Linked DNA regions of Mus musculus: region 2 is linked to region 1. A link is a loop called in an ENCODE intact Hi-C map of the cell type or tissue named here. Cell type or tissue: left cerebral cortex. All regions are shown on one strand. Links, peaks and the distances in the headings refer to the core of each region. The heading gives the core; the rest is flanking DNA. Region 1 overlaps Arhgap6 (Rho GTPase activating protein 6). Region 2 has its middle 45 kb from the start of Msl3.

Region 1 (5,383 bases), core at 277-5,276:
TGTTTCAGATGGGCTCATGAATTGGGCAATGACTTAGACTCTTCCATACAATAAGGCTATGGTTTCCCAACACTAGACATATAACCATGACTTAGTCTTATGGGGTAGAACTAAGACATTTCCATTAATGACTGGAAAGAAAATGTCACCTAAGAAGGGGAAACTACTAAAATCAGCCCAATAATCAGATCCGTGGCCCTTGTGCTTCTGAATCTAATACAGTCATTTCTTTCAGTGTTCATAATAAACCTCTCTCCAGAAGAGCCGCATCCCACAACAATAGGCAACTACCCATTTGTATGAATTTGTGTCTCCCTACCTAGAATTAAGAAGAAGATTTTTGCCTTTAATTAGATATGGTGGTGAGTTTCCTCACCCATTTCCAGCAGAAGCTGTTAGCTTTTTCTTGATTTTATTTCCTTCAAATTCACTGGCAGCAAATTCATGTCTGGAAAATCATCCCCATGGCTGTCCTTTGGCTCCTGCCTATAAGATTGTGTGATATCAGTTCAAAGACGAGGCAAGCAAAGATCTTAGTTATTCTATGTGGGTAGGAAATATCCTCATCAAAAGAGCTAGAGTCCAGGCTGCCTCTGACAGGCATGGCATATCACAAATGCCAGGACGTTTTCCCCTGGGTACTAATCCTTGCTGGAAACCTGAGATAAAGCTAGGGCCCCAATGAATCCACTTCCTTCATTTTGCATGCCAAAATCCATTTGGCTGGGAGAGGATTGCTCTGTGTATGTTTACCTTCTTTGAAACCACAAAGGATTTGTTTTGAAAACTGCAACAAATGGAAACCAAAGACCAGTAAAGAGAAGCAAATTGGGTAAGGGTGTGGGGAGGCAGAAGCACATTGTGAAACATTTAATCAACCTTTGATCATTTCCCTTTAAGATGTCAGGGTCACTGTTTTGAGGAAGGTAGAAAATAAAGATGTTTCCAGGTAAGACTTTGCCCAGTCCTGACATTCCTGGTATTCTCATTTTCCTGCTTCATTTACATTTTCTGTTATTTCTGTTGCTATGACAACTCATAAGTATGGATGCTAATGGTATGTGAGATAATGCTATAGTTTACACAGCAAAACAATGCCTTGCAACTTCATGTTCTATGTATTTACATACACTCGGGTCTTTAATAAACTAATTTATTTACCAGTTTAGCCACCTCTTCATACATAGATATTTCCACCCGTAGCACCATTGTCTTCATCACAGGAAGTATAAATTAATTTGCTAAGTGTACAGAGGGAAAAGAAAAGTTTACCCCAAAGCAACAATGAACTGTAAGTTGGGTTTATTATTTTAGGGGGAGACTTTTATTTTTATTCCTTTATTAATCATTTTATTTGTTTACATTTCAAATGTTATCTGCCTTTCTGGTCTTTCCTCCACATATCTCCCACCCCTCCCCCTCCCCTTTGCCCACACACCTACTTCTACCTCAACCCTCTAGCATCCCCCCTCTCTGGGGCATCAAGCCTCCACAGGACCAAGCACCTCCCCTCCCACTGATGCCAGATAAGGCAGTCCCCTGATACATATGTAGCAGGAGCCATGGACTGCCAATGTATACGTTTTAGTTGGTGGTTCAGTCCCTGGGAGCTCTGAGGGGTCTGGTTAGTTGATACTGTTGTTCTTCCTATGGGGCTCCCCTTCAGCTCCTTCAGTCCTTCCTCTAACTTTTCCACTGGGGTCTCTAGGTTCAGTGCAGTGGTTGGCTGTGAGCATCTGTATGTCTTAGGTGCTGGTAGAGCCTCTCAGAGGACAGCCACACCAGGCTCTTATCTGCAAGCACATCTTGGCAATAGCAATAGTATTGGGGTTTGGTGTTTTCAAATGGAATGGATCACACAGTAGGGCAGTCTCTGGATGGCCTTTCCTACAGCCTCTGCTCCATTTTAGTCCCCAAATTTCCTTTAACTCAGAATTGTCCCTGTCTAGTCTAGATTAGTTTTAATTCAGAAGACTGAGGAAGGAAAAAAAAAAGTCATCGTTTTCTTTTCCTTGCTTAATAGTGACCCCCGCCCCCAAGGCTTTCACCTTTAAATATAATCAGGCATCAGTCCATGAGGCACTCCAGCAATGCAAGGTGGTGACAGGGATCCATCTGTATTTACGTCCTGTTTTCGTTAAACCTCTTAGGTTTTACTCCTCTCTGCCAGTGGGCAGCATTGTGGAACACAGGCATGTGTGGGTTCATCTCCCTTCCAGTTGACCCATGCTTTATGACATTTGTGTGGATTTACTGCTCTCTGCTGGTTTAACACTGGCAACTACAGCAGAACTTGATTTTCTCCTCTGTCACATCCTTCACCAGCTGCCACGTCTTGTTACATTTGTTGTGTTTTCCTGCCATCTTGTGATCATTTTATGGAAAATGCTTTCGCATTACTGGTAAGGATGTGTTTGTTGGACCATTGCTCAAAAGGTCTTTTTATTTCAGCCTCCATGTCCATGTCTTCGAAATATTCCATTGGCAATTGTGTAATATCTGAATCTGATCATACTTACACACCTGTATTATCTTATGCCAGGAGCCCTGACATACTTCAGACGGAAGTTTCCTTTTCCATGGGAGGGAGGCATTCATCTACAGATTCCAACAAAGCCTCCAGTGGAGACATCTCCCCTTATGACAACAACTCCCCAGTATTGTCTGAGCGCTCCCTGCTGGCTATGCAAGAGGACAGGGCCCGGGGGGGCTCGGAGAAGCTTTATAAAGTGCCAGAGCAGTATACACTGGTGGGCCACTTGTCATCGCCAAAGTCAAAGTCAAGAGAAAGTTCTCCTGGACCAAGGCTTGGAAAAGGTAACTGAAGCCTGGCTGGGACAGCCCAATTGCTTAATCACCTGCCTGTGGATGCAACATGGGTGGGCCATATTGGACCTTCTTCATCAGGCCCTTGTTTATTGTTTCTGCAATTCGAAGAACATTTACTGAGTATCTGCTAAATACAAAAGATGGGAGGAAGGGATGGTAACCCCAAGGCATTGACTCAGAAGGTCCTTTCAACCTCTGATTCTCAAATACCTGTGAATTGAGTGTATGCCCCAAACAGCAACTCATTTTCCCAAATGACCTTTTAAGGTATCCAGAGGGTTTGCATTGCTTAGTTGCTAGTCTAAGATGTCACTCAATTTTTCATAAAGCAAAGGTGCTTAATCTACCATATAACAATGCAATGTACCAAAACCAGACAATGTCAGCATCCAGGGACAAAAAGCACTAGCCTGGGTATCACAATGATGTTATGCCAATTCCAGCTATCAGGATGTCAAAGGAATAACTAAGTTCCACAGAGGCCCATGGACTCCTGATGGGATAACTAAGAACGGTATGAATGTTCCATGTATTGGCTCATCAGTGAATCTACAAGTAGTCATTATTGCAACACTTACCATGGAATACATCCTGGCTAATCTGTGTCATGTACTCTTGTAGGCACTTCTGGTCTCTTCTTACTTTGAATGTCTTAGTCTGCCTTATGATCTTCTGATACCCTCTAAGGCAGTTATTCTCTACCTGTTGGGAGAAGGGAGGAGAAAGAAACTGCTGGTGGCAGTAGGGCAGTGTCCCCGAGGGAAGTTCAGAATCCAGAAGTATTGTCTTTCTCTGTGTTCCTGTAGCTGGAGTCCATGTGGGCATTACCAGCTGTCCCCTTGTGTGAGTGTCCTACTACTGTTATCACTCACAATGGAAGCAACACACAGGTTAGCGCTCTTGTGGTTTGGGAAGTCAGAAATCAGATGGGTGCCTTCTGTTCTAGAGGATCTAGGGGACAATACATTGCAGGGCCTTCCGAGCTCCTGCAGGCCTAGTGCCATGGCTGTTTCTTTCATGTCTGAAGCTACCAACAGAACAGCATCTTTTCTTTTGCCTCCCTCCTGCCCTTTGGATGATATCAGAACTATCTGGGTCCTTGAGGAGAGTCACTTAACCTCCAGAACCAGGGGCATACGCAAAGTTCATCCTTTGAAGTTCTGAATTCTTGGGGTCATGACACACATTTACTGTATATTAATTCTGTTTCTCAGAAACGTGTTATAGAAAGAGCACTTTTGGTCTATCTCCAATCCAACAAATTTCTTGAAGAACACATCCAAATAGTATTGTTTTGCCTCTAGTAAACCTTGAATACTATATTTTATGCCAAAGAAATGTAATGATATTTATTGGTTTCATTCTTAACGATCTCTGTTGTGAACCCCTTTATCTGTCTTTCCTAGAAATGTCAGAGGAGCCTTTCAATATCTGGGGAACTTGGCATTCAACATTAAAAAGTGGATCCAAAGACCCAGGAATGACAGGTGAAATGCCATTTTTAAAATTATTTGCCTTACCTTTAAAAACATATTTTCCCTCTCTCTTCCTTGCTGTTGTATAAGGTAGCTGCTTGTCAACCATTGTTCAGAAAAGACTGAAAAGAGAAGAAGGGGACAGCAGTTCTTTGGGCTTTCATCCTCAATATTAGACAGCAGTTCACTGCTGCTCTTTCCCTAAAGCCTCGGTTACATGGCAGTTTATGTGGCTTGGCAGCTAATCTAAGCCTGTGAGAATCTAGGTATGTGTCTAGAGTGGCCACATAAATGGTTCTACTATCAGAGAGAACTGCCATCACTGTTGCTAGGGAAATTTTCTTTTCAGGTAGTTAATAGCTGAGAGCATGCTGTACAGTTTCAGCTACAGAAGGAAGTATTAACAAAAGAAAAAAAGAGAGAAAAGAACAAGCAGCGAATCCCCAAGGCACTTGTCCAAACTAACCCCAGACCTTGCCTTTCCGGTTCCAGGCTCTTATGGCGACATTTTTGAAAGCAGCTCCCTCCGACCGAGGCCTTGTTCTCTTTCTCAAGGGAACCTTTCCCTGAACTGGCCTCGGTGTCAAGGGAGCCCGACAGGGCTGGACAGTGGCACTCAGGTAATTCGGAGGACTCAGACGGCGGCCACCGTGGAGCAGTGCAGTGTCCACCTTCCGGTGTCACGTGTCTGCAGCACTCCCCACATCCAGGACGGCAGCAGGGGGACCAGGCGGCCTGCAGCCAGCTCTGATCCATTTTTGTCCCTAAACAGCACAGAAGATCTAGCTGAGGGCAAGGAGGATGTTGCCTGGCTGCAAAGCCAGGCCCGACCTGTGTACCAGAGACCTCAGGAGAGTGGAAAAGATGACAGGCGCCCCCCTCCTCCTTACCCGGGGTCAGGGAAGCCTGCCACAACCTCTGCCCAGCTGCCACTAGAGCCTCCCCTGTGGAGGCTCCAGAGGCATGAAGAAGGTTCAGAAACAGCTGTGGAAGGAGGCCAGCAGGCCTCAGGGGAGCATCAGACCAGGCCAAAAAAACTGAGCAGCGCCTACTCCCTCTCAGCCAGCGAGCAGGACAAA
Region 2 (5,383 bases), core at 185-5,184, 580 kb before region 1:
AAACATGTTTTCTCCACAGAGGCCTATAAACAAATAATATCCAGTTGTAATGAGTAATACAAAGTAAACTCACTTTCATCTACTAACCTGGGAGGGTCGTGAAAACAAAATCCCAAAGCAGTTGTGTGCTTTTGAAGAAACCGATCTCAAGGCTCTTGTCTTGTTTCCTTGGAGTTTTTTTAACAAGCACTCAGAAATCTCCTCACGTGACTGCACACTTGGACTATGTTCTGACCATAGAGAAAAAGGAATGTAAAAATGAAAACAAGTGGAAGGTACTGGAGAGTCTCTCTTGGCCTCTGCTGGGTGACCTGGGGGAAAGAGACTATAGTTTCCAGGACTTAACCTTGAAAGAGATGACATTCAAAGGAAGTCAGAGCAAGATGTAGTCTGAGGCTACTAAAGCCACTGACTGTTGTTTTGAATGTTCAATAATGAAACAAGGGTAATTTTGGTTTCCCTGTGACATAAACTCATGTCCCTGTTATCAACTAATGTTAAACTAATAGCACAAATTTATTTTTTCTAATTAATATTTCACGAAAAAACTCTCATTGATTTCTTTTTAAAAAACAAATAATAATATTTAAAACTGTGTGTTTGCATCAGAGGACAAATTGGATTGTTGGTCCCTGCCTTCTACATCACTTAAGGTGGGACTTCATTTTTGCCACTGCATATGCCAGACTAGCTAAGCGGTGAGTCACTGCAGATTCTCCTGTCTCTCTCGCCCAAGTCACTACAGGAGTACTGGGATTACAGATGCATGCTACCGTGTCTGACTTTCATGTAGCTTTTGGGATCTGAACTCAGGTCCTCATGCTTGCAATTTGTCTATTAAGCTGTTTCCTCAGCCTCCAAACGAGCCATTTTTCTTTTCTTTTCTTTTTTTTTTTGACATAATAGTTGCTGCACATTATGCATTTTGATCATTTTCTCCCACAATTCTAGATCACATCCCACTTCCTCTACCCAGGAACCTCTTCTTCCCAACAAGTGCCCCTACAATAGAATAGTCTTAATTCAGACAAGGAACTGGTACGTAGAGAGCAGACAGGAGAGATATTATCCAAATAAAAAATAACATAATCACCCAAGAATGAGAAGATACTCAATGTACATAGAAATTTATTATGTATCCCCATTATTTATTATAAAAATAGATAATAAATTATCATGTAAGAGTTTATGTTTTGATTTTTCAGTTATGTTTAGCAATGCATGACTATCTCTGTTCTATAGTTTGATCTTTTCTTTAGAACTCTCTCAGTTCACAATTCTCTCTATAACTCTGTCTATTCTGTTATTTAACTCCCTTGATAACTGCTCTGCTTGAATGCTCAAATCTGATTATTTGATTACTTTTGTGCTTTGTTATTAGTCATGACATTTGATTTCCTTTATGCTTTCTAAACTTTGTGAGTTCATCTTTAGAAATGACTCTATAAGGTTCCTTTGTACAGCCTACTTTTTGCTTTCAGGGTCACTTGTCATAGATCTATAGGGTTCAACTTTCGTCAATAAGATAATTGTTTATATTCACAGATATCCACATTAATTTTTGCAGAGACAAAGAGAAGCTGCCCAGTTGACAGAGCAGTGCAATTCTATCACAATCATCCTAAAGGATGACGAGGAAAAGGGCTTTTCATTTAGGTTAAACAAGGGTCTACCAACCATGTCTTACTGGACACCTCCCATATCTTGTCTGCTTTTCAAGGCCTATAACCTAAGAAGGCTTTTTACATTTTTAAATGGTTTCCATTTTCAATTATGTGAATGTATTTGTGTGTGTGTGAAGTGGGTATGTGCATGGGAGTGCAGTGCCTGTGGAGCCCAGAAGCTGGAATTAGCAGGAGGATGTAAACTTCCCTATGTGTGTGCTGGTAACTGAACTCTGGTCCACTTCCCTTAACTAGCATCCTCCTTAGGCCCTGAGCTTTGACATTTTCAAGTGCTTGAAACAAGTATGAACATTCTGTGACATGTGACAATGGCATGAAATAAAAACTTCACTATCTATAAACAAAGATTTCCTGGAGAACACCATGTCGCATTGTATACATGTAACTCTAGTCCTCCAGAAGCCATGTTTAGTAATTCAACAAAGACCATATGGCTCACGAAGTCTAAAGTGTTTACTATCTGGCCTTTGAAGAAATATTTTGCTGGATCATTTGATTGCAATCATTACTGGTTTGAAGATGAGAGTACGCTCCTTAGATGTCTGTTAAAATTCTCTGCTGGTATAAGAATCAGAATGTGAAAGATCAAATTGAACACTGTGAATATTATCAACCCTTTGAAATATCACAAGGACTTAAAAACCCCCTGTCCTCCCAGAAAAATATGCCATTTCCCAGCATGACCACCAGATGGAGACTCTCCTGTCTGTTTAATGGTATCAGCATTCTACTTAGGGAAATACTTTGTGAGTAATTAAAATAAAAACAAAAACAAAAAACCTCTCAGGAATATGCATGTGGAGATGAGCTAGATCATACCAAACTCAGAAGAGTTTTCGTGAGAAAACAGGGTAAGGCTGAAAGTTTAGCTTTGGTGGGACTGAAACCTTCCCTGGTGTAAGCAATCTATGCTTAGTCTCAAAATATAACATTCAAAGAAGAATATACTTCCCCGCAGGAAGATACTAAACTGTAGTGGTAGAGAACTATTTTTTAAATATCTCCTTGACAGTTAGTTTTTAAACTAAATTACATTTTTTATTTTGTTTCTCCTTTTTGTATGGGGGCTGTCTGTGTATGACACAACATCTTATGTGGGGTCAGAGAATGACTCGGGCGGAGGCAGGAGTTGGTTCTTTCTTTCCAACATGTGGGTCCACAGGATCAAACCGAGGTCTTCAGGCTTGGCAGCAAGGGCCTTTATCCACGAATCCATCTCCTTGGCCCAATACTTCATCACATAAAAGGAACACTATATTTGGCTCTGTTGTAGGTGCCATAGTTTCAATATGAGATGAGCATATTGATCAAAGAAACATGTGCTAGGAGCTTGGTGGGCAGGGTGCCACCTTCTCATGGAATGATGTGGTTATTTCAGAACTGAGCTCCTTCCCATGTGGATAGGTTAGTGTAAAGCCAGTTCAGTTATCTCACTTCCTGTCTAATTCACCGCTCAATCTGGGCCTCTCAGGTATGTTCCCACCTTTGTGATGACATCTGCATGAGGTTCTCACTGGAGCCAAGACACATCCCTGTAACACTTTAGAGCAGTGCTTCTCAACCTCACTAATGCTGCGACCATTTAATAAAGTTCCTCATGTTCTAGTGGCCCTCAGCAATACAATTATTTTGTTGCTACTTCATAACTGTAGTTTTTGCTACTCTTAGGAATCATAATGTAAATATCAGATATGCAACTCCCAAAGGGATTGTGACCCGCAGGTTGCAACTGCTGCTCTATTTATTTTTATTTTATGTGCATTGGTGTTTTGCCTGCATGTATATTGTGTAAGAGTGTTAGATCTCCCGAAACTGGAATTACAGACAGTTGGGACCTGCCACCTGGGTATTAGAAACTGAACTCTGGTCCCTTGGAAGAACATCCAGTGCTTTTAACTGCTGAACCATCTCTCCAGCCCTTTTACAATTTATCTTTATTTTAGAGAACAGCTCCTCTAGGTCCTTAAGAAATAGGCTAAACATCTTTCCTTTATCCAGTATTCAACTGGAGATATTTATTTATTTATTTATTTATTTATTAGATATTTTCTTTATATACATTTTAAATGCTATCCTGAAAGTTCCCTATACCCTCCCTACTCCCTGCTCTCCAACCCACCCACTCCCGCTTCTTGGCCCTGGCATTCCCCTGTATTGGGGCATATAAAGTTTGCAATACCAAGGGGCCTCTCTTCCCAGTAATGGCCGACCAGGCCATCTTCTGCTACATATGCAGCTAGAGACATGAGCTCTGGGGGTACTGGTTAGTTCATATTGTTGTTCCACTTATAGGGTTGCAGACCCGTTCAGCTTCTTGAGTGCTTTCTTTAGCTTCTCCATTGGGGGCCCTGTGTTCCATCTTATAGATGACTGTGAGCATCCACTTCTGTATTTGCCAGGCACTGGCATAGCCTCATACGAGGCAGCTATAACAGGGTCCCTTCAGCAAAATCTTTCTGGCATATGAAATAGTGTCAGGGTTTGGTGGCTTATTATGGGATGGATCCCTGGGTGGGGTAGTTTCTGGATAGTCCATCCTTTCATCTTAGCTCCAAACTTTGTCTCTGTAACTCCTTTCATGGGTATTTTGTTCCCAATTCTAAGGAGGAATGAAATATCCACCCATTGGTTTTCCCTCTTCTTGATTTTCTTGTGTTTTGCAAATTTTATCTTGGGTATTATAAGTTTCTGGGCTAATATCCACTTGTCAGTGAGTGCATATCTAATGACTTCTTTTGTGATTGGGTTACCTTACTAAGGATGATATCCTCCAGATACATCCATTTGTCCAGGAGTTTCATAAATCCATTGTTTTTAATAGCTGAGTAGTACTCCATTGTATAAATGTACCACATTTTCTGTATCCACTCCTCTGTTGAGGGGCATCTGGGTTCTTTCCAGCTTCTGGCTATTATAAATAAGGCTACTATGAACATAGTGGAGCATGTGTTCTTATTACCCAACTGGAGGTATTTTTGTTATAGCATCTTGAAATAAATTAAAAGGACAGATATTCTGAAGATAGAAACTTACAATTATTGATGTTAGGTGATGTCTTCTGTCTGGGCCTGACTGGAAGGAGAGCTGATTGATCAAATTACCAAGTTTAATTAGATCCAAGGAAATTGGGGGCCTACTTCATGGGCAGCTGCTCTGATATGTGGGTAAGAGTGCAGTAAGCCCTGTCTCCAATTCCAGAAAGTGCAGTCAAGGTTCCATGCAAATGAAATGAGCCTCAGACAGAACTCTCTCAGGAATATTGTGGCTAGAACATAGTTTGGAGAAGTGTTAGATGTAATGAAGGGTTCTGTGATGAGATGCCAAGTGCAAAAGAAACAGGAGCCATCCTAAAGATGCTAAACTTAAAAGTAGAATTGGCTTAGGTTGAGTCATGTTGGGTTAATCTAGAGCCTGAGAGTTGAAATGTCTTTTAATTTTTCATTATAACAAAGGATCTTGCAATGGTCCTGTTCCTTAATTCACTGACTTCAAAAAAATGCATTTTCCAAAAGCTACATAACCCCTCATGATATAGGTAAGTGTAGAGATTTCCATCCAAGCACCTTCTCCATTCTTAGCATAACACTTGTTTTCTTCTGCAGCACTGAGAACAGAAGCCAGGACTTTGTGCATGCTAGGCAAGCACTCTACCACTGAGTGATATCCCCAGCTTCTCAGTAAAATATCCAAAGACACCT

What was found. A loop is a pair of places that touch in the nucleus more often than their neighbours do. Peaks named below come from ENCODE experiments on the same cell type or tissue, not always from the same donor. Only the 100,000 strongest peaks of a DNase experiment are listed, where the experiment ranks them.
Region 2: it touches region 1 in a loop (3-fold over the local background); 4 of 42 quality-filtered maps call a loop at or near these places.

Annotation. Positions count from the first base shown.
Region 1 is chrX:169,297,521-169,302,903 of GRCm38, forward strand. Arhgap6 (Rho GTPase activating protein 6) reads left to right here. Exons shown (of 13, transcript NM_009707.4): 11 at 2,543-2,817; 12 at 4,236-4,316; 13 at 4,797-5,383. Among named protein-coding and RNA genes, the nearest start is that of Hccs, 20 kb to the right of the region's middle. In left cerebral cortex, for the core only: a CTCF peak has its summit at 2,276 (motif pointing left); a DNase peak (open chromatin) is centred at 2,273.
Region 2 is chrX:168,715,797-168,721,179 of GRCm38, forward strand. No RefSeq gene overlaps it. Among named protein-coding and RNA genes, the nearest start is that of Msl3, 45 kb to the left of the region's middle. In left cerebral cortex, for the core only: a CTCF peak has its summit at 2,382 (motif pointing right); a DNase peak (open chromatin) is centred at 2,386.